2 separate regions of the Homo sapiens genome follow, and region 2 is linked to region 1. Evidence: read pairs that join two places in POLR2A ChIA-PET (ENCODE). Cell type or tissue: PC-9. All regions are shown on one strand. Links, peaks and the distances in the headings refer to the core of each region. The heading gives the core; the rest is flanking DNA.

The links. ChIA-PET counts read pairs that join two places held together with the same protein. Peaks named below come from ENCODE experiments on the same cell type or tissue, not always from the same donor. Only the 100,000 strongest peaks of a DNase experiment are listed, where the experiment ranks them.
Region 2: POLR2A ChIA-PET joins it to region 1 with 12 read pairs; 2 of 35 experiments call an interaction of 5 or more read pairs at or near these places.

The regions. Positions count from the first base shown.
Region 1 is chr7:116,387,680-116,403,997 of GRCh38, reverse strand. No RefSeq gene overlaps it. Among named protein-coding and RNA genes, the nearest start is that of CAV2-DT, 100 kb to the left of the region's middle. In PC-9, for the core only: no CTCF peak of the experiment used is centred there; DNase peaks (open chromatin) are centred at 3,997 and 8,407; H3K4me3 peaks cover 468 bases; H3K27ac peaks cover 2,741 bases.
Region 2 is chr7:116,457,606-116,473,923 of GRCh38, reverse strand. The region is part of intron 1 of CAV2-DT (CAV2 divergent transcript); the gene reads left to right. Among named protein-coding and RNA genes, the nearest start is that of CAV2-DT, 34 kb to the left of the region's middle. In PC-9, for the core only: no CTCF peak of the experiment used is centred there; a DNase peak (open chromatin) is centred at 7,963; H3K27ac peaks cover 2,233 bases.

The sequences.
Region 1 (16,318 bases), core at 3,673-11,672:
AGAATATAGATGGCAACGGATGAATATATATTTGATAATTGTGCTTTTACCTTTAGTATTGGGAATTTATCAGTCTATTTTTGATATTTGAAATACAGATGAAAAGAAACTGTATACACAAGATAAAACAGCTTTTTCCTTGAAACAATGACATATTGGCTTTTCCTTTCTGGTAAATTTAGCTTTCCAAGGTGCTATTTTAGTTTGCTCCCCAATTAATAATCAAAAATAACAAATAAAGCTCATGATTACATATAGTACCAAACCAGGCACTTGAAAGAAAATAGAGCCTCCTACTAATGCAATCAAGTAAGTCTGGAAATCCATTTCCACTTGTATTCTTTTTGAGAGTTGCTCATAGTTGGTCACTTTCCCTGATTTGAGCCCTTTGCAGTATTTAGTTGTGAATCTGCCTCTTCAAGACCTTGTTCTTGGCTGTTGGCCTTTCATTTAATAGCAGTGCAGCAGCTCTTTGTGGCTGGCCCCAGATTCAGGCAATCTTAAATCATATTTGCTATTGTTTCCTGTTGCGGGAATTTGCTCTTCATGGATTGTATTTCACTAATAAGAGTATGATGACAGCAAAGGCTTTGTGGGGTAATAGGAGCCAGAAATGTCACAAGCACCTCATGAAACAGAGTTAGGGGTGTGACACACTTCACATACATCTATTTATAGGAAAAGAGATCATTTGCAAATTGAAAATGACTGGTGTTTGCCTGTGCACTATTATTCCTCTAGCCGTGCCTAGATGCCTGGCACACAGTCTATAAAATATCCAAAAAATCAATGCTAAACTTCAGTCAGAAAAACTCAGGTTCAAGTCTTTTCTGCATTTGGGATGATGTTGGGATTGATAAGAAAAGGCAGGCTGAGGGACTGAGAAATCACTTTTGAGGTGAATGGAAGAGTTTTATTCAATAAAGAATTGTCTTTTATAGTTTTTCTCTGCGTCTTTGGAGAAATAACCCATATACAGTGAGAACCTATGAAGGAGAACTCGTAAACTGATGCACAAAGAAGTTGCTTCATGTTAGCAACTATTTTTACCTTTCGGAAATTAGGCTTCTAACTCTGGAGCATAAAATTGTATTTTTTCACCATAATAATAAAAAAAGGACTGAGGTTATTCTCTCACTTCACCAAAGTGAATCTGTGTGGCACACAGAGTCTGGCCCTGGCCTGAACAAGCCACTGTTGTTTGGAACTTAGTCTTACTATAAAACTGTCAGTTTGCAAGGATGAAAGCCATTTATGTATGGCTAAGAAAGCATTTAATGTCCCATATCTGGTCTTGCCATGTGAACATAGGAACAAATTGGAAGAAAGGAACAAGTTCCTGGCTATTCTTTGCGTGGGGAGGAGCAGGTTTCATGAAAGCCAAAGCATAAAGTCTTGCTTCACATAATTTCATCTGTAGACGTATTCCTTATACCTTTATAAAGATTGAAAATTTTGACCTCGATAATTATTAATAGATTTAGACAACATGCTAAACTAAAGGCATTTTTAGGCTAAACACAGGAGGCAAATATGAAGTAATAAACCTTGGATAAAATGAAAGTTTTTAAGCCAACAGTAACAAAAATGAGGTTGCCAGTGAGTGCTAGATGGCTAGATGTATAAAAACGCAAACAAAATAACAAGAAATAGGGAAATGGAAGTTTGCTTTCAAACCAAGCAGAGTGCACACAGGATTTTGAAATGTCTCCTCAGAAACTATATTGAGTAGCCAAATGGTACAGGTTTGTACCATGAGAGGAGCTCTGTCCTCTTCAATGTAGACACCTTTGTTCACATCTTCCCAAATGTGAGGTGAACCTTGAAGATGGCCGGCAAAAGTTTACTGAAAGAATGGTTGCATTGGAAAATTGTTGCTCCATTCTTTAATAAGAAAAAAAGAGCTGGTTATGGCACTAAACCAATGATCCTTTTTGTTTGTTTGTTTTTTCTTATCTATGAGAAGCCATCAGCTCTTTTTAGAGAAGCAGTCTACAGTATTATTATCTTTAATCAAGTGTTTTGATCTGCTATTGAGAGGACTGTCCATGAGGTTTTTGTGAAAATTGTATTATGTAGGAGAGATCAACATTTGTGGCAACTTGGAGAACTTCCTCCTATTCTTTAGGGCTGATCTCACAGCAAACTATAGAACCATCAGTCATTTTGAAGGAATTAAAGCCATTTGAAAGCAATACAATGTGAATTTGGGGAACACAGTGTATTTAGCAACATTGGGAATTTTATAGCTCCAGGAAAAAAAAAATAGGAAAATATAACTAGAGAGTTTCATCTTGTTTACCATAAAGGAAAAAATGTTTCTGCTTGTAATTATTTATTTCCTTCACAGCATATGGCTTTGGGCAATCAAAGAGATTATTTGTAACAACGTCTATGGCTTACTAGTTTATTTCATTAAAGCGTCATGTTAATGAGCCCAAGTTTCAGATTCATCTCTAAGTGAGCCAATAAATTTACTCTTGGAACCAAAAACTCTATCCCATTCAGCCAATCTTGTAACAATGTTCCTTCAGACTAGTTGAGTATGGGTGGATGGATCAGTGCAAATTCATTCTCATGACTCCTTGGAAAATTCACTGATATCCAAGGATATGTCAAGAGTGGTTCCTTCATAAAGGAAGGACAGCCTTCTTGGAACAAATGTTGCAAAGCCCTTTAGTTGAGCACATGGACTCTTTAGACAAGCTATCTGAGTTTATAGCCTGTCTCCAGTCCAGTCATGTGACTCTTGGCCAATCACTTAACCCTTCTGCCTCGACTTTGCCATTGAAACTGGCATTGCAAAGTTGTCACTGAGACAGTGAAAGAGATCTGACCTAACTAATTCCATCTTGCTCTTAACCTCCAAGCTGTCTTTATTCATTCCTGGGCATAGGCTGAACTAACTTTGGGAGGAACTTAGTTTATAGTTTATAATTTTAAAAAAAGATGATAATGGGCTTTTCCCAAGGCAAATCCCCTTCTGGCCTGGGGACTAGACTGTCTATGTAGGACTAACAAATTAGCCACAAGATTAGAAATCATGGTTTAGGAATCACGCAGCTGGAGGCTACAAGATTCTCACCCTCACTAAACTGTTTCTAAGATCAGTGCTTGAGATATTTGGCAGAACTTGCACTTGATGGATCAGCTGGCACCACCCAGATTGATAGATTGGCTCATCTGATCTTGTGGCCCCCACCCAGGAACTGACTCAACACAAGAAGACAGCTTCCACTCCCTGTGATTTCATTTCTGACCTGACCAATCAACACTCCAGGTCACTGGCGTCCCCCCACCCACCAAGTTGTCCCTAAAAGCTCTCATGTTGGAATGCTCAGGAGACTGATTTGAGTAATAATAAAACTCTGGTCTCACGCACAGCTGGCTCTGCATGAATTACTCTTTCTCTATCAGAATTCCCCTGCATTGATAAATCAGCTCTGTCTAGGCAGCGGGAAAGGTGAACCCATTGAGCGGTTACACCATCTGAAAAGTAGGTCGGATAATAGAATGTAATTCACAGAGTAGTTGCGTGAGTTAACTAAGAAAACATATTTAAAGTTCTTAGTGTAGTGTCTGGCTCTTTAATTACTACTCAATGTTACTACAGAACGTCTCTTGTTTTAGAAAGCAACTTCTCAACCATCATGAAGGTTGTAGAACTCAGAGAATTTTACACAATTTTCTTGTGACCCTGTTTGCTTGGGTTCAACACCAAGGGTGATTATTATGTATTCAACATGGACAGTGTTCTCTGGCAGACCTAGAAATCCATTCTTTATGGAATATACTAAGTTGGATATGACCTGCCACCAGCTAATTGCAATTTAAATGAATGCAAATGGAAGCCCAGACTTATATCCCACAGCTGGATGAGTCAGGGATTCCAACACAGCAAACTGCCTGTTTATGGAATAAATCATTGAAAGCTCTCTCTGTGTGGCATTTTTCTGTTTTACCTGAAATCTCTTACTGAAGCCAAGTAGTGCTTTGAGAGAGAGGGTATGTATGTGAGGAATTTAACCATGAAAAATCTTATCTGAATCTTTTTCACAAGTATCCTGTGCCTTGACAACCTCAGGAATTTTATTGGCAGGTTGTCACAAGCCTTCTGTTGCAGAGAGTGGAATGCACTACTGGATGAGGTAAACAGATGGTGTGGATCAGAGATTTTCCACTTTCCACTGAGAAATTTGAAAAGTTGGTGGGGGGATTAGAATCACCATTGAAGGAGGGTAAACTTCCAGATTCCTTGTCAGTTAAAACTATTACCTGAAGCAAAAGTTGCTCTCCAAATGCTCAATTATGTTTTATTTAAATATTCAAATAGTTCTGCTCAGAATAAAAGTGCAAAATTGTATGGGATATAGAACAGGTGCAATTTTGTGATGCAGATTGTAGCATCCTCCTTAGACTACTCATTTTTTTGTCATTAGATCTATTTCTAAATAGTTTGTCTCTGAGATATCATCATGTGTGAAAAATACAGAACTGAGATGTGGTATATTTAATTATACTTGCAAACCTCTCTGAATAGCACTATTAAAATAAAAATGCTTGAAGCCCCAATACAGCTTTTGTCAAATCACTTGAGTCCCACAAATTAGAAGGCCTTTTCTTTTTTCATTCTGTATCATAGAAAAGGTCCATTTAGGGAAAAAGAAAAGTATACAATTACACTTATTATTTTATTTAAAGTTCATTTGCTAGAAGTCCAGCATCACTATTCTTCAGAATAGTATCTTTCAGGGAACTTCTCTTTTGGCAAGTGGATGGCCATTGCTCAGGGCTAGGTTCAATGCTTTTCAAGATGAATACTTGATCAAGTGGGGACTGATAAGGGTTGTAAAGTGTAGTAGGCAAAATAATGGCCCTTTAAAGATACCCATGTCTGAATTCCTGGAATCAGCTAGTATGTTACCTTCACAGCAAAAGGAACTTTGCTGGTGTGATTTAGTTAAAGATTTTGAGATGGGGCAATTGCCCTGTGAATTAGGGTTCTCTAAGAAGTGGAACAAACTGTGTGTGTGTGTGTGTGTGTGTGTGTGTGTGTATACATAGAAAGATACAGAGGACAGAGAGAGAGAGAGAGATTTATTTTAAGAAACTGGCTCAGTTGGTTGTGGAGGCTTGATAAATCCAAAATCTGATGGGGCAGGCCAGTGGGCTGGAGACTTACGGAAGTGTTGCCATTCAAATCCAAAAGCATTCCCCTGGCAAAATTCCTTCTTCCTTGGGAGAGGTCAGCCTTTGTTCTATTATGAGGTTCAACTAATTGGATGGGGCTTATCCACATTACGGAGGCCACTCTGCCTTATTCAAAGTCCACCAATTTAATTGCTAGTCTCTTTCAAGACACAACTTCACAGAAACAGACAGAATAATGTTTGATTAAATATCTGGGCACTGTGGCCCAGTCGATTTGATGGATAAAAGTGACTATCCTGGATTATTCAGACAAATCCAGTGTAATCACAGTGGTCCTTAATAAATAAAAGAGGGAGGTGGGGGTGACAGAGTCAGTCGGGGAAGGAAAGGTGATGACCTATAGAAGCAGAGGTTGTACTGATGAATTTTTGAAGAGAGAAGGGGGCTACAAGCCAAGGAATGTGGGCAGCCTCTATAGGCCATGAAAGGCAAGAAGAGGATTTCCCTTAGAACCTCCAAAAGGTACACAACCCAGCTGGCATCTTAAATTTAGCGCTATAAGACCAATTCTGGACATCTGTATTAGTCTGTTCTCATATTGCTATAAATAAATACTTGAGACTGGGTAATTTACAAAGAAAGAGGTTTATTTGGCTCATGGTTCTGCAGGCTGAACAGGAAGTGTGGTACTGGCATCTGCTCATCTTCAGGGGAAGCCTCAGGAAACTTACAATCATGGTGGAAGGCAAAGTGGGGGGCAGCACATCACTTGGCAGGAATAGGAGCCAGTGAGAGACAGAGAGAGAAGGGAGGTGCTACACGCCTTTACACAACCAGATCTCCTGTGAACTTATGAGAACAGCACCAAGGAGATGGTGCTAAATCATTCATGAGAAAACCACTCCCATGATCCAGTCACCTCCCAGCAGGCCCCGTCTCCAACACTGGGGATTAGAATTCCACCTGAGATTTGGCCAGGGACGCAGATCCAAACCATATCAACATCTGACCTCTAGAACTGTAAGATCATAAATCTGTGTTGTTTTAAGCTGCTAAATTTGTGGTAATTTGCTATAACAGCAATAGGAATCTAATACATATAGAAACCAGTTCACAAACTACACTACTGAGAGTTCAGAGTTTTAGAACTCACTTGTTCTGGTGACTATAGAAGCATCCTGCATCTGCTGCCACTCCAATGGATATCAATGTTCCCAGACAGCTGGGTCTATTCCCTCATCTCCAAGTGCATCTTCCAAGCCTTCCTGCCTCTCTGCACGAATGCTTTTACTGTTCCCTTCTTGTGAAATGACCTCTTGTTATTCTGTTCAGATTCCTTTCCAGCCAGCAGGTTCACTTGTTTCTATAGGTGCACGATTGTCTCTTTGTTCTGTATTACAGTCACTTGGCTGAGAGAAGTCACCTATCTTGGATTAGTTGTAGAAAACTACATACTCTCTTGTGAGCAAATATTTTCCATGTAAGTGAGTCCCAAATCTAAGTATGGCCAAGAGTTGAGACGAGAAAGTTCAATTTCAACTCAATAAACACTTGGTGAATAGCAGCTATCTTCATGGCAGGGAGATTATTGAAAGAAGAATGAGGCTTGCTCCCACGGAGCTCACATCCTTGTGGGTATGACAGATGAGGACATAATACAAGGCAGTATGACAAGGGCTACAAATGACATAAGAACAGAGCTTTGGCATCAGAGGGATCTAATTATTGATATCACATATATACCTATATATGTTAATTTTATGTTATTCTTTATTTCCTCATATTGATGAAAAACTATTTTTATCTGAAACAGTGTGAAAATTAATATCTACTTCACAAATTGCTGTGAGGATTAAATGAAAAAACTAAAAGGTGGATATCCTGATTAGGTCAACAAAATATGCTGAGTTCCTAGTATGCGTTGGGCACTATTCAAAGTTCTGGGAATAGGCTGGGTGTGGTGGCTCACACCTGTAATCCCAGCACTTTGGGAGGCTGAGGTGGGCAGATCACCTGAGGTCAGGAGATCGAGACCAGCCTGGCCAATATGGGGAAACCCCATCTCTACTAAAAATACACACACAAAAAAAATTAGCTGGGTGTGGTGGTGGGCACCTATAATCCAAGCTACTTGGGAAACTGAGGTGGAAGAATCGCTTGAAACTGGGAGGCAGAAGTTGCAGTGAACTGAGATCTCACCACTGTACCCCAGCCCGGGTGCCTCAGAGTGAGACTTGGTCTCAAAACAACAACAACAACAACAACAACAACAACAACAACAACAAAACAAAGTTCTGGGAATACATTTATGAATGAAACAAAGTCACAGTGTTTCTGCATCTTATAGCAGGAAGAGACACACAATATGCAAATAAATGAATAAATATAAATCAATGAAAAATGCTATAAAGTAAAAAAAAAAAAGCAAGGTATAGGGTCATAGAATGACTGGGGGATTGAGGAGAGAGGCAGAGAACAAGTTCCAACATCAGTGCAAAATTCTTGACACCAAGGGCTTACTATAGAGATGTTAAGTTCCCATCATTTTAGAAAAGAATTCCACTTTGTGGATTTCACAAAATGGAATGGAGGAGGTAGTAGTTGGGTTTTAAGGTTGAGGAAGATTTCAGTAGGAAAGGTCTTAAAACTAGAGAAGAAAAGGCATATAGACATGAAGATCCCCAAGTATGTGTATGTGTTATTTCTGATAAAGTGCCTTATTGTCCACATTTGTCAGACCATATTTGTATTCTGTTTTTGAGTAAGGGGTTGTTAATATCACTTAGAGCTTTGGTCTAAAGCTAGGAAGCATTCTCTCCAGTGAATGAGCAAATTGCCTCTGTATCTTTTTATACTTCAGCCAGCCTTGAATGTTTGGGCCAAACTGTTGACCCAGGAAACTGGACCACCAGGCAGGCTCTCAATAATCAAGTTTTATCTGTATTTCCTCTGTAACTATCCTTTTCTCTCTTTAAAAAAAAAAAAAAAAAATTGGCTGCTCTTCTAGTAGAACGAAGCCCTCCTTGATTGCCAGAGATATTTGCCTAGCTTATTTTAATAAAATTAATTTGCTAGGTTAGAATTTCCAAGACAAACTCAGCTTGAGGGAAAAAAAAGGAGGGGGAGGAAGGGGAGCAAGGAGGGAAGAGAGGGCAGGAGAGGGCAGGGATACCTTTGGCTTGCCACAGGATGCGCAGACTCTCTCACCAAAGGAAAAGCAAACAAACAGGCCCACTGCCTGAATCATGGGTGTAAACCAGGGCTGTTTCAGACAGCAGGGAATTCCTAAATGCTGACTGGTGTGGCTAACCTACATGAGTGTGCTAAATAGCAGTGCTAATCTTAATTTTCAGTTCTTTTACATTTTATTTTTTTCTTACGGATTTTTTGTTTGTTTGTTTCCTTAAGAACAAAGAGCAGATTTTTTGTCTTATCCTTGTCCTTCCCCTTCTCTGTGCAAATGTCTAATTTCCACTGTTTAAACTTTCCCTTTTCAGGAGCAAGAAGCTGTCTTCCAGCTTTCTCCTTGATCAAACTTCTGTCTCTTCCTGCCCCCGTTACATTTTTGAAAGTATTATCTACTCATATTTCCTCCATTGCCTTATTGCTTATCATTTGCAATCCAGTTCTTCTAGCAATCTGGTTTCTGCTTTCATTAGTCTACTGAAATTATTTTCTCCAAATGTCAAACTTTGCCAACTTGCTAATTTGGATTTCCTGCTCAGAGTTCCTTTTCTTTTTGACCTTTGCATCATCTGAGACCCTATCCACCTCTCTACTTCTAGGTGTATTATATTCCTTTGATTTTTAAAAATCTAGGTATGCATTTAGTAAAATTACTTGTTTTTTTTTTCTCTTACTCCAAAAGTAAACTTTTTTTTGAGACTTCATTATTGAACTTCTTATATTTTCTCTCCTTTGGCATTTTTTTTTCCTGTCTTAGTAGCTCACCTTTCTCTAGAACTGTAGGTCCAAATCTCCAACTACCTGATGAATATTTCCATCTGTGTTGTCTCATCAGTTCCTCATTTTCGCACATCAAGGGTGCATTCCGTCGTCTTCCTCTGATACAGTCAATCAGAGTATCTAAACAAAATTCCCACGATTAATGTATTTCTTTCAAGCAATATAGATGAAAAATGATACATGAAAATAAGATATTCAGGGTGCTTCAATTGCTAGTGCTTTTCATTTTAACTGTTTCTCTGGTAATATTTTAAAGAGAGTTTGGTACAATTTTTTTTTTTTTTTTTTGAGATGGAGTCTCGCACTGTCGCCTGGGCTGGAGTGCAGTGATGCTATCTTGGCTCACTGCAACCTCCGCCTCCTGGGTTCAAGTGATTCTCCTGCCTCAGCCTACTGAGTATGCGGGATTACAGGTGCCTGCCACCAGGCCTGGCTAATTTTTTTTTTTTTGTACGTTTAGTAGAGATGGGATTTCACTATGTTGGCCAGGCTAGTCTCGAACTCCTGACCTCGTGATCCACCCGCCACGGCCTCCCAAAGTGTTGGGATTACAGGTGTGAGCCACCGCACCCCGCCCGCAATCCACCGTGCCGGGTCTGGTACACTTTTATGAGTGAATTGGCACATTTTATAATTGAACATAAGAATTCAAGAGAGTTTGAAACATACCCCTAGCAGATCCTTTAGAAGAGCTAGTCTATTTTCACAGTTATCATTCTCTTATGGAACCTTACCACACTTCTTTACATGCTAAATTTCTAAGTTCCAAGTTGTCTTAACCTGAAAAATATTTTATTTTTTCTTGTACGTTCTTTTGTGAGTATCACAGTTCTCTATCCAGGCTGGGACAATGATGTATTTAAATAATGAATGTTAAAAAAAAATCCCCATTAGCTTTCCCATCTCACCGTCCACCTGATACTCTATTGCACAAACACCAGGATTAGAAATTGTTTTTCCTCCCACGTCTCCAGCTGCAACCCCGCCAGGCACTGAGTGAGGCTTGTGCAGCTTGTCACAGGCAGAGTTTCCTGTCAATAGCAAAAAGGAAGTGGTGCTTTTGGATGAACCTTCATTGTCCAGGGCTGGAACAGTGATCACCAGGCAGTGATAAGGGCGCTTTTTAATCTACAGGATCTGCACGAATCTAACTAACCTTGTTAGGGAGAAGAGGAAAGAAAGGGCGGTCACAAATTGTGTTGGGAACACTCTTTCCTCAGCCTCTTATATCCCAGCAACCAAAAGAATCTAAAACACACTATTTTTTAGTCAGAATGTTTATCTTGCCAAGGCTTTAGATCTTGTTGCTTTGCAAAGTGAATATAAAATTACATCATGTCATCAATTACCAAAAAAAGAGTAATGCATATACTCTTAATTTTAAATTAAAACTAGGGTTGTAATGTATCTTAGACTGTGTTTGATTTATTATTATTCTTTTATTTTGGAGTAACTTATGTATTTGGCATCTTCCATATGTGAAGGCCATGCTGTAGAGTCTCCTTCCATTTCACCTTTAGATTGCCCTCACTCTTTCCATCTCATTCTTGTTTTCTTCCAGGAGCCTAACATCCAAAATATGCTCCTTGAATATTTGTTGAATAAATACTTCATTGTTGATACAATGAAAGACATATCATCAGCTTGTCTTTCCTTCACCCCAAACTTGGTATAATTATGATATGTATTTTCTCAGTTGTTTTAAAATTTACTTTAACTATGTTAAACATTAAAACTTTATGTTAAACATTAAAAAGCATTATCCCATTTTTCAGATGACAGAAGCCAAGTGAGTGTGTGTGTGTGTGTGTGTGTGTGTGTGTGGTGTGATGTTGTGTCAGGGATCTGAGGAGGGAACTGGCTTGTAGATAACAAGCACATTAAAAATAGCCTCTGACTTTGGTTGTTGTTTCCACTGGCCTATGATCCTACAGTAGAATGAAAAGATCCCTATCATTTAAACAACTTTCTTTGAAAGGAATATTAACTCAGTGGTAAAGCTAAAAGAAAAATTGAAGGGAAGCTAAAAGATGATTTGAGTGTGTCTGCCTTGCCCAGAGGTTGATAGTAGCATAGCTTCAACATTCAACAGCATTTACATTGAACATGTCATCTTGAGAAGTTACATCTAAAATGCTCCCTATCACAAAATTCTATTTAAAATAATAAAGGCTAAGATGGGCTCCAAAATTCAGGTGAAATGGAACTGAGAAGTATTTTCTAGACAAATGTAGGAAATCAAACCAAACCAAAGCAAAACCCAAGCAAAGAAGTTTTATTTATTTCTTGCACTCACTCTTTTGTTGTTGTTGTTTTTTAAGTCACTAAATATCGGGATGGTTTATTAAACAGCAATAAATATTTGGTATAAGCTTCTTCCCATTCAAAGTCAATCCTTCCACTTGTCATCTGAATTCTTTCCTTTTTTCCCCTTGTAAGATTTTATGCCATTAGTCATTCTCTTTCTTTCTTTTTTATTTTATTTTATTTTATTTTACTTTAAGTTCTAGGATACATGCGTAGAACCTGCAGGTTTGTTTCATAGGTATACATGTGCCATGGTGGTTTGCTGCACCTATCAACCTGTCATCTAGGTTTTAAGCCCCGCATACATTAGGTATTTATCCTAATGCTCTCCCTCCCCTTGCCCGCCACCCCCGACAGGCCCTGGTGTGTGATGTTCCCCTCCTTGTGTCCATGTGTACTCACTGTTCAGCTGCCACTTATGAGTGAGAACATGTGGCATTTGGTTTTCTCCTCCTGTGTTAGTTTGCTGAGAATGATGGCTTACAGCTTCATCTATGCCCCTGCAAAGGACATGAACTCATTCTTTGTTATGACTGCATAGTATTCCATGGTATATATGTGTCACATTTTCTTTATTTAGTCTATAATTGATGAGCATTTGGGTTGGTTCCAAGACTTTGCTATTGTGAATAGTGCTGCGATAAACATACGAGTGCATGTGTCTTTATAGTAGAATGATTTATAATCCTTTGGGTATATACCCAGTAATGGGATTGCTGGGTCAAATGGTATTTCTGGTTCTAGATCCTTGAGGAATTGCCACACTGTCTTCCACAATGGTTGAACTAATTTACACTTCCACCAACAGTGTAAAAGCATTCCTATTTCTCCACATCCTCACCAGCATCTGTTGTTTCCTGACTTTTTAATAATCGCCATTCTAACTGGTGATAATCACTATTTTTTAAGTTTTTTTTTTTTTTTTTTTTTTTTTTTTAGAGAGAGAGAGTGGGTCTTATTCTGTTGCCCGGGCTGGACTGCAGTGTTGTGATCATGGCTCACTACAGTCTTGACCTCCTGGGCTTAAGTGATCCTCCCACCTCAGCCTCCTGAGTAGCTGGAGCCACGGTGCATGCCACCATGACTGGCTTAATTTTTGTACTTTTGTAGGGAAGGGTTTCACCATGTTGCCTAGGTCTACCTCAAACTCCTGGGCTCAAGCAATCTGCCCATCTCGGCCTTCCCAAGTGTTAGGATTACACGCATGAACCACTGTGCCTGGCTATGAAATATTTTTAACACTTTCCAGAGACAGTACAGTGCAGATTTAAAAGATTTGTATTTAAGTAATCTGGATTTCAGTCCCAGGTACAGTATTTTGAAATTTTATTTAATCTTTCTGAGCTACTATGGCATCATTTTTACAATGTCAAAACACAAATAAAGTCTCAAGCACAGTGGAAGTAATGTCTAAAAGTAATACCTACAGTTATTTATAATTAAATAATTTTTGCTGTAATTATTAATGTAAATATATATATTCTTAGTTTCAGTCACTAAGTACTAACCTTTTTTTGATTGATGAATGTCATGCCTTGTAAATTAATATACCATCAGCCATTCATATTGACTATGTGTGGGAATAGTGCCTAGTTGCAAAAGAACACTTTTCTGTTATTGAAAAACCATAGAGATGTATAATAGATATGGGATATTATTTACTTCTGTCATTGGTTGAGCATTCTTCACTTGAATTTACACCATAGAATAGCATATTACTTTATAGAATTTAAGATGTGTGTGTGTGTATGTATGTGTGTGTATTTTGCAGGTAAACTAAACAGACATATGTCCTTGTCAATGATGGAAATGACAGTGTTTTACTTGTTTAAGAAAGATATATTTGATTTAACTCTCAGAATTTTCAGAAATACACATATATAATCATGTGGTGTTATAGCAGCATGACAGATTTCTTTAAAGCCAAAGACTTTCTTAAAATTAGTTGCAAATTATAAGTAGAACAGCATGTAAAGCAGAATTTGCAGTATGCATTTGGAGAACATTCTGAATATGTTCTATAGCTGTGTCACGCTTCAGCGGCATGTATTTTCAGATTCATTTGAGCCCAAGAAATTCAAATGTTAAGATCTAATCTTTTCGTTTTACATGATTTTTTAAATGATGCTAACACAATGCTTTGCAAAATGACACAAAGTGGTAAGTATGACATCTGGGAGTATATGTTTAAAAACTCTACCAGGTGCCTACATATATTTCCAAATCCCTATTGGGGCTGTAGACACCTGGTTTAGTTCCAGATTATGTGCTCAGATCAGGAATGCTGGGTTATGTGTGTCTATTGGCCTCCCTCCCCTCACAAGCCATCCTAGCCTTCCTAATAATCTCTCCCACCTCACCCCTTCCCCACTCCCTTACACATAGCATAGGACTACTATGTTATGCAACTCCAAAGAGTGACAATTATATTGCAGTCTATGTGAGTAAATGGTGCCCCCATGGAGTTACATAGCACTTAGCCTGTTGGCCATAGGCAGTGCCCCTGTTCAAAAACTGGCCAAAATACACATCTTAAAAAAATGGCAACTTAAAAGTCCAAACTGATGATGCAAATACTGTCTTTCTAACAAGTTCATGTTCATGTTTGGTAGAATATACCATTATTAACCCTTATCCACTACTCCCAGCTTGTTCAACCTACCTGCACCTCCAGGTGTAATACTAGGCAATTCCACTACTGACCACTTAATGTCTTAAACAACTGCCTTATTATTTTGTGGTATAGTTGTGGAGAACTATTTAATATAGATAGGGTTTTTTTTAAATTTCCTACTTTTCTTTGATTTTGGAATGGTGAGAAATATCCCACCTAAACTTCTAAATATATGTCATCATTGAAGATTATTTAATATATAATCAAAAGAATTACCATTCTCTTTTTGGTTCAGCCAAGACCATGTTTTGTACTGACAATAGAACTGGGACTCATAGAAGGGCCTGAATAAACTCCGTGGCATCAATCTCAAAAGCTAAATGATATACGCTAACATGTTTTAGTCTCTGTTAGTAGCCCAGTTCTCACTTATTATTTATGAGTTGCCTAAAATCTTCTTATATTGTTTATTTTTCAAAATGTACAACCAACATAAAAATAAATTCTATCACTTTGGATTCATTACAGAAAGCAGACTAATAATATAATCATCTTGTAGGGTAAAAGCTATAAAACTGATTTTCTGATTTTCCTTTTTGTTGTCCAGGCTAGAGTACAGTGATATGATCATGGCTCACTGCAGCCTCAAACTCCTGGGCTCAAGCAGTCCTTCTGCCTCAGCCTCCTGTGTTGCTGGAACTACAGACTTGCATGCTGCCACACCTCACTAATTTTTAAATTTAAATTTTAATTCTTGTAGAGATAGCTGTCTGGCTATGTTGCCAGGGCTGGTCTTGAAATCCTGGCCTCAAGTGATCCTCCTGCCTTGGCCTCCCAAAGTGCTGGGGTTACAGGCAGGATTCATTGTACCTGGCCTGATTTTCTTATTCTTACCATATAGTGAGACATATCAGCAGAGTATTTATTCTTCCAGTGGAAGCCGCCTGTTTTTAGTGATGAACTACTTGAGGTCAGGGATTCTGCCTTACTTATCTGTTTCCTTAATGCCTAGCACTGTGTTTTGCATATAATACTACTCGATTTCTGTTTACTGAAGTTCAGTATCCTTTTTTGGATCTATCCTAGCTCCGCTATGTCTTTGAGATAGAACAAGGAGAGACACAAAAAATTTTCAATTGTGTTTGCTTATTTTTTTTCCAGGAGCATGTCAATTCTTTTTATTTTGTAGCCTATTAGATAATGATAAGCTGGCACTATTTTTATTTTTTTGAGCTATAGAAGTAAATTCGGCTAAAGCATTAGTTCAAGTACATATTAAAATTTAAATAGGATAATGTTGTGTTGCTACTGAGATTTTTTCTTTTTTTAGTATTTTTATGTATTTATTTATTTTTGAGACAGACTTTTGCTCTTGTTGCCCAGGCTGGAGTGAGTGCAGTGGAGTGCTCCTGGCTCACTGCAACCTCCACCTTCTGATTTCAAGAGATTCTCCTGCCTCAGCCTCCCAAGTAGCTGGTATTACAGGCACCTGCCACCACGCCTGGCTAATTTTTGTCTTTTTAGTAGAGACGGGATTTCACCATGTTGACCAGGTTGTCTCAAACTCCTGACCTCTGATCCGCCCGCCTCAGCCTCCCAAAGTGCTGGGATTACAGGTGTGAGCCACCATGCCAGGCCTACTGAGATATTTTTAATATTGCTATTTGAAATAGTTCACACTGTATACAGGCTTAAAAAATCTAATAGTTTCCACAGCCAGGAGCCAAGAAAAAAAAATCTAATGGTATAGTTATGTAAAAGTTACAACACAGCAATGCTTATATTTGGATGGTACTTTAAAATTTCATGTCTATTTGGGAGGCCGAGGTGGGCGGATCACGAGGTCAGGAGTTCGAGACCAGCCTGGCCAACACAGTGAAACCCCATCTCTACTAAAAATATAAAAATTAGCTGGGCATGGTGGCAGGCACCTGTAATCCCAGCTATACAGGAATCTGAGGCAAGAGAATTGCTTGAACTCGGGAGGTGGAGTTTGCAGTGAGCCAAGATCACGCCACTGCACTCCAGCCTGGGTAACAGAGCTAGGCTCCATCTCAATTAAAAAAAAACAAAAACAAAACAAAACAAAACAAAACAAAAAAACACGACTGGTATCTCATTTTATCCAGACACCAATCCAGTGGGATATGTTCTTTTATCTGCCTTTAACATCAGAAGAAATTGAGATGTGGAGAAAGTAAGCCACTTGCTCCCGGTTACATAGTTGACAAGGTTACAAATCAGATAGTCTGCTTTCAAATTCAGCTCTCCTTCCTAGAC
Region 2 (16,318 bases), core at 3,164-11,163, 70 kb before region 1:
GTTTTTGTTTGCTTTGTCAAAAATCAGTTGACTGTAAGTATTTGGCTTTATTTCTGGGTTCTCTATTCTGTTCCATTGGTCTATATGCCTATTTTTATACCAGTACCATGCTGTTTTGGTGACTATGGCTTCCTCGTAGTCGGGTAATGTGATGCCTTTGGATTTGTTCATTTTGCTTAGGCTTTCTTTGGCCATGTGGGTTCTTTTTTTGGTGTCATATGAATTTTAGAATTGTGTTTTCTAATTCTGTGAAAAATAATGGTGGTATTTTGACGGGAATTGCATTGAATTTGTAGATTGCTTTTGGCAGTGTGATCATTTTCACAGTATTGATTCTGCCCATCCATGAGCATGGGATGTGTTTCCATTTGTTTCATCTATGATTTCTTTCAGCAGTGTTTTGTAGTTTTCATTGTAGAGATCTTTAACCTCCTTGGTTAGGTATATTCCTAAGTATTTTATTTTATTTTTTTGCAGTTATTGTGAAAGGGGTTGAGTTCTTGATTTGATTCTTAGCTTGGTCGCTGTTGGTGTATAGCAGAGCTACTGATTTGTGTATGTTAATTTTGTATCCTGAAACTTTGCTGAATTTATTTACCAGTTCTAGGAGCTTTTTGGATGAGTCTTTCCAGTTTTCTAGGTATATGATCATGTCATCAGCAAACAGCAACAGTTTGACTTCCTTATTACCAATTTGAATGCCCATGTGTAGCAATTTCTAAGAGAAGTTGCCATGTAAACTCCACCTAGTATGAGTCCATACTTACTATGCAATCCCACCCTGGAAAAAATCCTTTATCAAAGTTTGGTTAAAAACAAAGTATCCAAGACCAGCTCTAACTTTCCATAGTGAACAATTAAACAACTAAACAAAATAATAAAACAACTATCTTTAGTGGTTGGAGAAAAACAGCACAGTGCTGTGATCTTTCTGAGAATAGTAACAACTACGAATCCTATGATTGTCTTGGCTTTCTTCTTAGAGTCAATTTCTAACTGTTGGCACAGGGAGGAAAATCCAAACAGATCTTGTAATCATTGATGAGTTGTGAAAATGGAGACCAGAGTTGGAGAATCTGAGGCAGCTAGCAAAGTTTTGGAAAAGGGGGCACTCAATAAGAGAACTCCATAAACCTGCATGGGCTCCTCTCTGATCTTTGTTGAGTACCAAGCTGCCCATGTGTAGAATTAAGCTCCACGAAGATGGGCTAAGGATGGCCAAGGAGTTGCAAACTGAAAAATTCCCAGAGCTCACAAAGGACAGGAAGACATTTGAGCTCTGGCCTTCCAGAATGAAGTCCTTGATGATGATCTGGGAAATTTGGTGGAGACTCCTGGAGTCCTGCCTTACAAGCAGGAGTGAACCAGCACTGGAGTGAAGCTACTATTAGACGTTCTCCAGCAAAGCGAATAAACAGGCCTGAAAGTCATGAAATTGATATTCAAGTTGTTTTTGTAAAGGAAGAAAACAATATCTAGATGCTTAAGAGTGTTACATTTACCATATCTAGCATCCAATAAAAGTTAGTAAACATGCCAAGAATAAGGACAATATACCCATAACTGGATACAGATCAGTAAATAGGAAAAAGTACCAAAATGACAAATGTTGTTAGAATTAACAGATAAAGATGTTAAAATAGCCAGTATAATTATGTTTATTATTAAAAACATGAGCATAGTGAGGGAAGTAACATAAATTGTTAAAAAAATGAAATAGAACTTATAGGAATAAAAAATACAATATATAAAAAAATTCTGGATAGGAGTAATAGCAGAATGAATAGCGCAGCAGAAAAGATCAGCATACTTGAATATATTGTAATAGAACCTATTGAAAACAAAAAGAGATAAAAGAAAGAAAACTAACAGAGCCTTGGTGACCTCTGAGGACAGTATTGTACAGACCTATTTATATAGGTATAATTAGATCGTAGGGGCACTAAAAAAATATGTGAAGAAATGATGGCTCCAAATTTTCCGAAACTAATGAAAACTTAAATCCGCAGATCCCAAAAGCTTAAATGGACCCCAAACAGGATAGATGCACACAATGCTTACATAAACACCTCAAGGTACATCATAATCAAATATCTGAAAACTACCAGAAAATGATATTTTTAAAAAGCAACTAAAGAAAAAAGACATTACATTACAAAGAAAAAAACATAAAACTTACAGTAGATTTCTTATCTGTAATTATGTGAGCAGAGGACAATGCAAGGACATCTATAAAGTGCTGAAATACATTTTTTAAAAAGGCTATCAATCTAAAAGTCTATAAACAGCAAAACTCCCCCCCAGAAGAAAACCAAATTAAAGACACTCTCAGAAAAAAATAGAAAACATTTGTTTTCAGCAGACCTAAGTCAGAAGAAATGTTAAAGGAAGTTCTTCATGTAGAGAGGAAATCATATCAGTTAGAAATTTGCATGAACACAATGAAATGAAGAGCACTGGCAACACTAAATATATGCTTAAATATGGGGATATTTGGCCTTAATTTTTAGTATCTTTAAAAAGCATTTGATTGCTTAAAGTAAAAATAGTGATGTGCTTTGGTAGTTTATAAGACATGTAGAAGTAAAATATAAATGACAGCAACGACGCAAAGGAGAGGAAGGAGAAGCAAAATACAAATGGCCAATAAGCACAAGAAAAGATGCTCAACATCATTAATCATCAGAGAAATACAAATTAAAACCATTATGAAATACAACTTCAAACCTTTTAGGTTACCTAAATTTATACGACCAACCATACTAAGTGTTGGCCAGGATGTAGAACCATTGGAACTATCATACATTGATTTTGGCAGGATACATGTACAATCACTTTGGAAAACAGTTTGACAGTTTATTATAAGGTTGACATACCCTTTACATATGATTTAGTAATTCTCCTCCTAGATTTTTATCCAAGAGAAATGAAAAGTTAACAGGCTCTGATGCATGAATGTTCATAGCAACCTTATTCACAATTGCCAGAAATGGAAATAACCCAGGTGTTCATCAAATGGTGGTGGATAAACAAATAATGGTACATTTATAACATAGAGTGTTACTCAACAATAAAACAGAACAATGTACTGGTAAATGCAACACCATAGATGAATCTCTAAAGTATTACGCTGAGTAAAAGTAACCAGATTCTGAACAGTACATACTGTATGATTACATTTATAAGAAACTAATCTAAAGTGACAGAGTGAAGGTCAATGTTTGCCTGGGAACAGGCTGGAAAGGGGGACAGCTCACTGATTTAGAAAGGACACAAAGAGCTTCAGAGGTGATGGGCGTATAGTATATCTTGACTGTAGTGGTGGTTACATAGTATATACATTTGCAAAAACTCATTGAAATGTACAGTTAACATGAGTGTAGTTTACATGTGAAAATTACACTTCAATAAAGTTGATTAAAATATGTCATCAATAAAACAAAAGGGAACATAATGTACTGCTACTTGGCTGATGAATGGAAACATTTTGAAGAGTTCGATGGTAGGCTTAGCCAGGGGTGCTTTAGGTGCTTGCTTACTGCAAGAAACAGGATACAAAAATATGTAATTATGGCAGGAAGGTAATTGTGTTCATTCACTAAGTTGGATCCTTAATCTCATATATCCTATTACCACTTGTTTCTGGTTTGAAACAAAAGCATCCTCCAGTTAGCTGGGCATCATCATTCTTGCTCATCTTAGAAAACACTTCAGTCTTTTGTCATCTGTTTATTGCACTCACCTGAATTAAAACAATCATTCTGTGAAGTAAAAATAACATGTGAACATAAACATAGCTATAGTGGAATGATTAAGTAATAGAGCAGTAAATACCTGGAAGTTACTGTGCCCAATATCTGAGGCCAAGGAAGTGGAATGGCTGCCCAAAGTCACAAAACTAGTTAGAGGCAAAGCCTTTATTTTTACACTGATTTTTTTTTCTTTTAATTGGTAATGCATTTAAAAATGTAATTCCTCCTCCTTGTTTCTTGTACTCTGTCCTTCTCTGTCCTGTCCCTATGTCTCCCTAGATGGGCTTCTGCCTTTCTTATGCTCATCTTTCCGGTTCACATGTCTCTGCCTTGACTTTCATCACCCCCTCATCTGAAATGTCCTTTGGATTCTCAGCAAATGCAGCTGGTGAAGAAAAGTTGTCATGTTGTACACCAATGTGTTTTTATTTCTTATATGTCTTACTTGAGGTCTTACAACAACTTACATTAATGTACATAATGAAATATACTCACCTAAATCATGTTTAACTCAACCTTTGTGACGACCAGTCTCTTTCAACACTTTCTGAGAATCTGTCTGCTTTAAGAAGGTTTTTCTAATCCATAGTTAATGTCTCCTTATACCCTTAGTAGCTATTTTGTAATTTATTATTTTTTTGAATTAGGTTTTCATAGGCACTATGTCACAAACCATATATAAAATAATGCCTTTAGCGAATTTATTATTTAATGTCTAAGGGCACTCCTCTTGTAAGACAGAATTATTTGTTTTGATCTGAGATGTATGAAGGATGATTATAGGCATTGCTCTATGACTGTAAAAAAAATGCACTGAGGCTGGGCATGGTAGCTCGACGCCTGTAATCTCAGCACTTTGGAAGGCTGAGGTGGGCGGATGACTTGAAGCCAGGAGTTTGAGACCAGTCTGGCCAACACAATGAAACCCCGTCCCTACTAAAAATAGAAAAAATTAGCTGGACATGGTCACATGCCTATAATCTCAGTTACTTGGGAGGCTAAGCCATGAGAATCACTTGAATCTGGGAGGCAGAGGTTGCAGTGAGCCGAGATCAGGCCACTGCATTCCAGCCTGGGTGACAGAGTGAGATGCTTTCTCAAAATAAAATACAATTTTAAAAAAGAAAAATGCATTGAATTTCTATAGCCATGTTTGAATTACAAAATTGATTTGCTTATCAAGGACTAATCTTCAGTCAATAATTTTATGAAAAAGAATTTTCCAGTAAAACACAAAATCTCATTTAACAAGTTACTTTTATAATACATTAGAAGCCAGACCCTAATTAGAATACATTTTTCTCCTTTAGATGTCCTTGGTATGCAAATTAAATTAGAATTCCTAGGACTTATATAGACGTGTCTCATCTCCTATGAGACAGCACGTCTTTTATTTCTTTTGTATTATCTTACTTAGGAAGGAAGGAAGGAAGGAAGCAAGGAAGGAAGGAAGGAAGGAAATGACAGCTCTATACCCCAACATTTTCTGTGTAGCATTTTTATAAGTAGAAAAAAAATCCAAATTGAGAAGCATGGGTCAGCAAAAGATCTGGATAAAGTACTCATGTTAATTTAACCAAAAATGCTCTTTACTTTTACTCTCAAAATGTGTTGTGCATTGCTTTAATTCAGAAAATTCAGAAAGAAACAACAGAAAGGGCATGTAAAGAAGTTTAGTAAGTGCCTTTTCTAGCTACTGTCTATACTCTCTCGATACTCTTCTGAACACTGGTAGATGAGATCCAAGATTCTTACACTAGTGAATGCAGTGCTACATATAGCCTTGTTCAAATTACTATTCATCATGAGTTTTTCCTCTATGTAACTGGCAACTTAATCTTACCTGTAGTATGGGATACATTATAGTTGGATTGAATATTGGTCAAATCCCTCACTTTCCCCCAGGAATTCATTTCCTCTCCTATATCTCAAGTGAATTGCACTCCTGGCCACACTGTTGCCATGCTGGAAACCTTTCTTCTCCTTTTCCTCACTCCTCAGACAGGTGGCAAGATGGTGATGGTGAAAGCAGGTCTGCAAACCTTCCCAGCCACCTCTCTCCCACCCAACCATAATCTACCTTGGGAGGAGGGCTCTCTTTTTGTCTTACTCACCTACCATGCTTTTGTTGTGATACTGTTAACAGCATAACAGATGAACACGCTGGATCCGGAAGCCTGAAAGTCTAAATTTCTTTTCATGACAAAAATAAAAAAAAGATGCTACAAGTGAGGAGCAAAATTAGCAAGGGCCTGTGAGGTTAGAGAGAAATAGAAGGAAAGATTTAAGCTGCTGCTGTGAGGAGCAGACCTAGGAAAAAGGAAGACATATGGGCTGGGCGCGATGGCTTATGCCTGTAATCCCAGCACTTCAGGAGGCTGAGGCGGGAGGATTGCTTGATGCCAGGAGTTCAAGGCCAGCTGGGCAACTTAGCAAGATCTCTTCTCTACAAAATAATTATTTTTAAAAAAGGGACGTACGTTATGTAAAAAAGATACATGCACATGCATGTCTATAGCAGCACAATTCGCAATTGCAAAGATATAGAACGAACCTAAGCGCCCATCAACCAATGAGTGGGTAAAGAAAATGTGGGTATATACACCGTGGAATACTACTCAGCCATAAAAAGGAATGAAATAATGTCTTTTGCAGCAACTTGGATGGAACTAGAGGCCATTATTCTAAGTGAAGTAACTCAGGAATGGAAAACCAAATATCGTATGTTCTCACTTATAAGTGGGAGCTAATCTGTGAGGACATAAAGGCATAAGAATGCTATAATGGACTTTGGGGACTTGGGGCGAAGGGTGGGAGGGAGGTGAGGAAAAAAAGACTACATATTGAGTACAGTGTACACTGCTTGGGTGACGGGTGCACCAAAATTTCAGAAATCACCACAAAATAACTTATTCATGTAACCGAAAACTACCTGTACCCCCAAAATGATTGAAACAAAAACATGAAAAAGGGACATGTACTCAAGGACAGTTTTAGGAAAATTTCATATGTAATATGTTATGCAAACACCACTTCAGTGACCCACAGAAATCCTCAGTAAGGCCTAATTTATGTTTTTTTATATGTCTTCCATTTAAAAAAGTATTTTCTTATCAATGTTTTTCTCCTTTTCTGAATTTTAACTAATAGACTTCTTTTTATATCAGTTTTAGGTTTGTAGAAAAATGAGTTGAAAGTAAAGAGATTTCCTATATTACCCTCTCATCTCAGTTTTCCCTGTTCCTGAGACATTGTATTAGTTGTACATTTGTTTCAGTTGATAAGCCAATATTAATATATTATCACTAAAATCCATAGTTTACATTAGATTTTACTTATTGTGGCTTTTGACAGATGCATAAGGGCACATATCTACCATTACAGTATCATACAGAATAATTTCATTGCCCTAATAATCTCTATGCTCTGCCTATTCATCCTTCCCTTCCCTTAAACTCCTGGCAACCCCTGATCTTTTTCCTGTCTCCATAGTTTTGCCTTTTCCAAAATACCATGTTAAACATCTGAGAAACATGAACTGGAAAACAAATTAAGTGAAAACAGTTATCTGTCTCTAAGCCAAAGATGACAGATGGATCCTGGAGGAAGTGAAGTGCAATGATTCTTATCCTTCCAATCTAGGTTTGCCCTACAACCAAATGAATATTTTTTTTTGCAAGTTATACCAAATAGTAAGCAATCTCCTCTCTCTGTCTCTCTCTCTCTCTCTCTCTCTCTCTCTCTCTCTCTCTCTCACACACACACACACACACATTAAATATTTTCTAGTATTTATATAGCATTTATACTTATAGATGTTATCTTAAACTTATTTTTGTTTTGTATGTGGTGTTAGTGTCAAATAATAATTGAACGTGACTTTCTTCTCTCCATTTTTCCTAAGTGGTTGAAATGATGGCTCACTGAACAATTACATTCTGATAAAATATTTATGGTTTTCTCTATTTTTCCTGCAGAGAGGAAAATATATTCCTGTGTGAGTATAATAATTTTATTCAGATGTATGTATTTAATACTTTTTCAAAATTTAGGAAGATTGGCAATTTCGAGTGCTGGTGGGGGTCTTTCTTCAAACGTCCATTGGGAAGAAAGTTCTACTTTTTTAAGGCATTTGGGTCAGTTCCTTCCCTCTAGACTTAGGGAATTAGTGACTAAAGATGGTTATTGTGGAAAAAGAAGATAAGAAAGGATGAGTCACTTGGTAGGCTTTTGACTCAGCATTTTTAGTTCATAGGTGATGTCCTAAGGCCTGAAAGCTTACTATAAATGAATAACTCAACTGACACATCTTTGGCTAATTTGAAATCTCTGGGCTTTTTAAGGTTACAATATCACCTTAGAAAATATTAGCATATGGTTGTAGCTAGTAGTTATTCCATGAAAATTATATTTTTCTGTTTTATACCTAAAAATGTTCCACATGTAAGAAATTGTTATATTTTTGCTTGGCATATCTTCTTTGTTGTTAAACTTTAAAAATATAATAAAAATTCATGAGCTATTTTTTCATTAAGGCAATCTTATATTTTAATCATGCATTTCATAGGAAACTTTTACAACTATTTTTAGAGCATTAATTATGCATTATGAAACTATCCTAAAATAAGGGTAAAACAATAGAGATGTTACTTACAATTCCTTTTATCCACAAAAAGAATAAGTTTTGGTAATTTGAGAACTTTGAAATGAAATCTTCATTTTCGGATAATGCTTAAGGCAGTATTAAGCAGAGGGCCAACTGCTTGAATTCAAAATTGAAGGGGAGTGAGAATTAAATTGTTCTGCATGAGAAATGCTGAGAGATACAGAAAGGAGTGAAAAAAAAGAGACCAGCAGAGAGATGGAGTGGTTGCTGGGAGAAATGAGTGGAGAGAGAGGGAAGATAGGTGATTGGGGGAGGAGAAGGGGGTTTGAGACTGTGAGAGGAACTAGCTGCTGAGAGTCCGAAGAGCCTGGGAAGAGGTAAGTCTAATGAGTAACATTTGAGTGAAGTGCTGGGCAATTCTGTGTCTCTTTATAAAATATTCCCTAAATGTACATTGGAATATAAAGTTTTTAAACATGTCAGGTTGGTTTGTGAAGCAGTGAAGAAGAGGACATGAAGAAAAGCTGTGTTATATAAGTAAAAATAATGCATAAATCTAGAAGTCTCCACAGTGTTCCCAGTTTTAATGAGGATGAAGAGCTATTTAAAATACTTAAAATATCTATAATGACATGAGGTGTTGTCATACATGCCATACTCTCTGATTCCTTGATTTGTTTAGCAAATGATTTAGAAAGACTAGCACATGATAACATAACTTTGGGGTTCAATATGAGTGAGTATGGAACATGACAAGTAATTATGAATCATTAATATGGAAATTTCTTCAACATCATTTAAGGGGCAGCATATTTTATAGCTCCTACTCTAGCAGGAATTATGCTTATTAAATGAGAAAATGAGATTGAATTTACAGAAGTGTCCATAGAACATGAACATGACTCAGAACTATTCTGTTGTATGAATATGCCATCATTTGTTTATCCATTCAAATATTGATATAACTTACTGAATAACGTGGGTTATTTCCAGTTTTGGGTTATGATGAATATAATTCCTATGAATCCTTACGTACAAATCCTTTTGCAGATACATGTTTTCATTTTTCTTGCGTAAAACAGGGGAAAGAATTGTTAGGTTATATGATGAATAGATGTTTAACTTCACATGAAAATGAAGAAAAGGCCAGGCATGGTGGCTCACGCCTGTAATCCCAGAACTTTGGGAGGCCAAGGCAAGAGGATCACTTCAGCTCAGGAGTTTTAGACCAGCCTGAGCAACATAGAGAGACCTCGTCTCTACAAAAAAAAAAAAAAAAAAAAAAGTAGCTGGGTATGGTGGCATGCACCTGTAGTCCCTGCTACTCAGGGAGGCTGAGGCGGGAGGATTGTTTGAGCTGGGTAGGTCAAGTTTGTGGTGAGATATGACATGTCATTGGACTCCAGCCTGGGCAACAGAGCAAGATCCTGTCTCAAACAAACAAACACACAAACAAAAAAAAACCAAAGAAAATACAAAACTGTTTTCCAGGTATTTGTACCATTTTACACTTTCAGCAACAGTGCACGAAAGTTTCAGTTGCTCCACATTCTTACCAGCATTTGGCATTGTAAGTATTTTTCATTTTGGCCATTCTCGTGGATGTGTAGTGGTATTTCACTGTGGTTTTAATTTGCATTTTTGATATGGTTTGGCTCTGTGTCCCCACACAAATCTCATCTCTAATTGTAATCACCACTTATTGAGAGAGGGACTTGGTGGGAGGTGACTGGATCAGGGAATGGTTTCCCCCATGCTGTTCTCATGATAGTGAGTAAATTCTCATGAGAGCTGATGGTTGAAAAAAGTGGCACTTCCTCCTTCAAGCATGCTCTCTCTCTTCCCACCTTGTGAGGAAGGTGCCTGCTTCTCCTTCACCTTCCGCCATGATTACAAGTTTCCCTAGGCCTCCCCAGCCATGTGGAACTGTGAGTCAATTAAAACTCTTTCCTTTATAAATCACCCAGTCTCAGCTAATATCTTTATAGCAGTGTGAGAATGGACTAATGTAATTTTCCTTATGATTAATGATGAACATCTTTTTATGTCCTTATTGGTGATTCATAAACTTTTTTTGTGTGTGAAATATCTGCTTAGTACTTGTCCTCTTTTTTTTTTAAAGTGGGTTGTTCATCTTCTAATCAAAACTTTAAAGTTCTAAATAAAATCTTGACACATGTATCTTGTCTGATATATATATGTATTGTGACTATTTTCTTCTAGTCTGTGGCTTGCCATTTCGTTTTCTTAATAATGTCTTCCAGAGAGCTTATGTTTCAAATTTTGTCCAACTTACCAATTTTCATTGATGGTGTATGCCTTTTGCATTTTTGCTAAAACGTCTTTGTCTACCCCAAAGTCCTGAATATTTTCTTATATATTTTCTTCTAAAAGTTTTTTTTTTTTTTTAGTTTTGGCTTTTACGTTTAAGTTTACAGTCTATTTCAAGGTAATTATTATTCATGGTGTAAGGTTCATGTTTTTCCATGGGCATATGCAGTTAATTTAGCACCATTTGTTAAAAAGAATTTTCTTTCCCATTGAGCTACCTTGCTGACTTTATTAAAAATAATTGCACATCTATGCGTGAGTCTCTTTCTGGGCACTCTTTTCTGTTCCATTAATTTATACATATATTCTTACTTCACTATCTCAAGTAATGTAGCTTTAACTCCTGAAATCTGGTTACATAAGTACTTCAACTTTGTTCTTTTTCAAAATTGTTTCAACTATTTACATTCTTTGTACACGCATGTACAAATATATGTATGTTTTTCACAAATATATAGTAATCTAAGATGTGTGTGTGTGTGTGTGTGTGTGTGTGAGAAAGAGAGAGAGAGAATCACCTTGTCAGTTTCTAAAAAAAAAGATCTATGGAATTCTTAACTGCAATTGTGTTGAATCTGTAGATCAATTTATGGAGAATGGGCATCTTAATAACATGGAGTCTTCCAACCAAGACACATGGTACATCTCCCCGTTTATTTTGACCTTTAATTTTTTTCAGCAGTGTTTTGCAGTTTGAAAGATCCAGCACATATTTTGTTAAATTTGTTTCTAAATGTTTTATGGTTTTGATGCTATTATACATGATAATTTAAAAATTTTAATTTTCCAATTATTTGCTTTGAATATGTAGAAATACAATTTATTTTTGTTAATTGACCTTGAATTAAAAGAACCTGATAAATTTACTCTTTACCTCTAGAGTTGTGTTGATTCCTTAGGATATTCTACATACACAAGCACAACATTGGCAAATAGCAACAGTTCTACTCCCTTCTCTACAATCTGTCTATATTTTATTTGTTTTTCTTGCCTTATGGTACTTTCAGTACTATGCTAATAGGAGTAATGTGAGTGAATGCATTTGTCTTATTCTTGATCCCAAGGGGAAGTGTTCAGTATTTCACTATTAACTACAATGTTAGCTGTGGGTTTTCATTAGAGGTACCTTATTAAATTGAGAACATTCCCTTCTATTCCTAGTTTTCTGAGAGTTTGGGCCCAGTGTTTAATTTTTTTAAGTGATTTTTCTTCACCTATTGAAATAATAATATGATTTTCTTCTTTATTCTGTTACTGTGGTTAATTATATCAATTGATTTTAAAATTTTGAGTCAGTCTTGCATCCCTGAGATAAATTCCACTTGGTCATAATGTAATATCTTTATTACATTTTGCTGGATTTGACTGGCTAATATTTGTTGAAAATTCTTGCTTCTCTATTCATGAGAGGTGTCATTCTGTTAATTTTGAGATTTCACAGTTTATTTCCTGCAGAATCTTCTGTCTTATTCTGCATAATCCATATGCTAATCTAGACCAGAATTTTTACTTTCTGTTTTAACTTGTAATTTCTGTGCATCCTATGCTTCCCCCCTAGTGTTTAATGCTGGATGTTGCTTTTTTCAAAAAGTTGATTTTATCTTTTCTTATTACCAGTTGCAGAAAGTTCACAATCTCTATTAATGTATTTGCTCAAAGTTTACATTGAGAATTAAGATTTTCATTCTAAGAACTTCAACCTCTTCCTTATATGTTTGAGCCAGAATTTCTTAAGATGTATTATACATAATAACTTTCATATCTGATACGAGATATTTTCACTTGGTTTGTTACATAATTACTTAAATGTTTCCCTCCTTTTCCTCAGATCTGATTATCTTTTTTTCCCAGTATTTTCTGTTATTGGAAACTCCATACATTTTATTACCCAAATCAGAAAAATGTGGTTCTCTCTGTCACTCTCTATTTTGGATCTGTAACTAAATCTTGCCAATTCTATACCTTAAAAATCTCTCAAATCCATCTCCTTTCTTCTCTCTGTCATTGGATTCATATGCACAACATTTTTCTTCTGGATTTCTGAAATCATATTCTGACTGATTGCATTTCTACTTTTCTTTTCTTTTCTTTTCTTTTTTGTGAGCAACATGGCTGTTTATTTCACCTGGGTGCAGGTGGGCTGAGTCCGAAAAGAGAGTCAGGGAAGGGAGATAGGGGTGGGGCCGTTTTATAGGATTTGGGAAGGCAATAGAAAATTACAGTCAAAGGGGGTTGTTCTCTGGTGGGCAGGGGTGGGGGGGTCACAAGGTGCTCAGTGGGGGAGCTTCTGAGCCAGGAGAAGGAAATTCACAGGGTTAATCACTCAGTTAAGGTGGGGCAGGAACAAATCACAATGGTGGAATGTCATCAGTTAAGGCGGGGCAGGGCCTTTTTACTTCTTTTGTGATTCTTCAGTTACTTCAGGCCATCTGGGCATATACGTGCAAGTCACAGGGGATGCGATGGCTTAGCTTGGGCTCAGAGGCCTGACATTCCTGCCTTCTTATATTAATAAGAAAAATAAAACAAAATAGTGTTGAAGTCTTGGGGTGGCGAAAATTTTTGGGGGGTGGTATGGAGAGAGAATGGGCGATGTTTCTCAGGGCTGCTTCAAGCGGGATTAGGGGCAGCGTGGGAACCTAAAGTGGGAGAGATTAAGCTGAAGGAAGATTTTGTGGTAAGGGGTGATATTGTGGGGTTGTTAGAAGAAACATTTGTCGTGTAGAATTATTGGTGATGGCCTGGATACAGTTTTGTATGAATTGAAAAACTAAATGGAAAAGATCTAAGAATTGGGAGGACCTAGGACATCTGATTAGAGTGCCTAAGGAGATTCAGCATAGTCCTGCCAGCAAAGATTATTTATTTACTTCAGGAGTTAAGAGTGGCAGTTTGGGGATAGCACGAGGAGATATCAGCTGTAATGGCTTGGAGAAACAGTGTAAACTGGCAGTGTAAACAAGAGCAGGGCATGCATGAGTAGTTGAGAACGGAGAATAGGAGTATGACCAGACAGAAAATAGTAGGGATGACAAGTTTTTTGGGGCACAGTCTAAGTTGGTCTGGTGTCTGGAATGAGACTGGGGCCTAATAAAAAGGAGCGTATACACAGGAGCTTAAATGGGCTGTACCTTGTAGGATTCTGAGGACAGGTCTGACTTCTGAGAAGGGAAAGTGGTAAAAGTATTGTCCAGTCCTTTTTAAGTTGGTGGCTGAGCTTGGTGAGGTGTGTTTTTAATAGACCATTAGTCTGTCACTGAATACCAAGAGCCTGAAAAAATGCTTGGCTGATTTGACTAATAAAGGCTGGTCTGTTATCAGACTCTATAGAGGTGGGAAGGCTAAACTGAGGAATTATGTCTGACAGAGGGGAAGAAATGACTGTGGTGGCCTTCTCAGACCCTGTAGGAAAGGCCTCTACTTATCTAGTGAAAGTGTCTACTTAGACTAAGAGGTATTTTAGTTTTTGTGACTCAGGGCATGTTGAGTAAAGCTAATTTGCCAGTCCTGGGCTGAGGCAAATCCTCGAGCTTGATGTGTAGGGAAGGGAGGGGGCCTGAATAATCCTTGAGGAGTAGTAGAATAGCAGATAGAACAGCAGATGGAACACTGAAAAGTTATTTCCTTGAGGATAGATTTCTACGATGGAAAGAAAATGAGAGGTTTTAAGAGGTGGGCTAGTGGCTTGTACTATAGTATAGCCTGCCTTCGCTGGTGTGTGGCGATTAGGCCTGGTGGAACTGCCATCAATAAATCAAGGGTGATCAGGGTGAGGAACAGGAAAGAAGGAAATATGGGGAAATGGGGTGAATGTCAGGTGGATCAGAGAGATACAGTCATGGAGGTCAGATGTGGTATCAGGAATAATGCGGGAGGCCAGATTGAAGTCCGGGCCAGGAACAATGGTAATTTTGGGACTTAACAAAGAGTGAGTACAGCTGAAGGAGCCGGGGAGCAGAAAGTATATGCATCAGGTATGAGGAAGAAAATAGATTTTGGAAGTTATGAGAAATGTAGAGAGTGAGTTGAGCATAGTTTTGTGATTTTTAGGGCCTCTAAAAATACTAAAGCAGCTGCAGCCACTGCACGCAGACATGAGGGCTAGGCTAAAACAGTAAGGTCAAGTTGTTTGGACAGAAAGGCTACAGGGTGCGGTCCTGGCTCTTGTGTAAGAATTCTGACCGCACTAACCATGCCTAGGAAGGAAAGGAGTTGTTGTTCTGTAAGGGATTGAGGTTTGGGAGATTAATCGGACATGATCAGCAGGGAGAGCACGTGTGTTTTTATGAGAATTATGCTGAGATAGGTAACAGATGAGGATGAAATTTTGGCTTGACTGAAGTAATGGGGGCTGTCTGTGAAGCCTTGCAGCAGTACAGCCGAGGTAATTTGCTGAGCCTAATGGGTGTCAGGGTCAGTCTAAGTGAAAGCAAAGAGAGGCTGGGATGAAGGGTGCAAAGGAATAGTAAAAAAAAAGCATATTTGAGATCCAGAACAGAATAATGGGTAGTAGAGGGAGGTATTGAGGATGGGAGAGTATATGGGTTTGGCACCATGGGGTGGATAGGCAAAACAATTTGGTTGATAAGGCGCAGATTCTGAACTAACTTGTAAGCCTTGTCTGGTTTTAGGACAGGTGAAATGGGGGAATGGTAAGGAGAGTTTATAGGCTTTAAAAGGCCATGCTATAGCAGGCGAGTGATAACAGGCTTTAATCCTTTTAAAGCCTGCTGTGGGATGGGATCTTGACATTGAGCAGGGTAAGGGTGATTAGGTTTTAATGAGATGGTAAGGGGTGCATGATCGGTCGCCAAGGAGGGAGTAGAGGTATCTTATACTTGTGTGTTAAGGTGGGGGGATACAAGAGGAGGACGCAAAGGAGGCTTTGGATTGGGGAGAAGGGCAGCAATGAGATATAGCTATAGTCCAGGAATAGTCAGGGAAGCAGATAATTTAGTTAAAGTGTCTCAGCCTAATAAGGGAACTGGGCAGGTGGGGATAACTAAAAAGGAGTGCTTAAAAGAGTATTGTCTAAGTTGGCACCAGAGTTGGGGAGTTTTAAGAGGTTTAGAAGCCTGGCCGTCAATACCCACAACAGTTATGGAGGCAAGGGAAACAGGCCATTGAAAAGAAGGTAATATGGAGTGGGTAGCCTCCGTATTGATTTAGAAGGGGTATTGATTTAGAAGGGGACGGGCTTACTTTCCACTGTGAGAGTTACCTAAAGCTCGGCGTCCGTGATGGGTTAGGGGGCTTCCGAGGCGATTGGGCAGTGTCAGTCTTCAGCCACTAAGCCAAGAAGATCTGGGAAGGAGTCAGTCAGAGAGCCTTGGGCCAGAGTTCCAGGGGCTCTGGGAGTGGCTGCCAGGTGAGTTGAACAGTTCGATTTTCAGTGGGGTCTCACACAGATGGGACGCGGCTTAGGAGGAATCCTGGGCTGCGGGCATTCCTTGGCCCAGTGGCCAGATTTCCGGCACGTGTAGCAAGCTCCTGGGGGAGGAGGTTCTGGAGGAACGCCTGGCTGCTGCAGTTCAGGTGTTTGGAAGTTCTTGTGTGCTGGAGATGTGGCTGGGGTTTGTCTCACAGTGGAGGCAAGGAATTGCAACTTTTTTCTATTATTGTACACCTT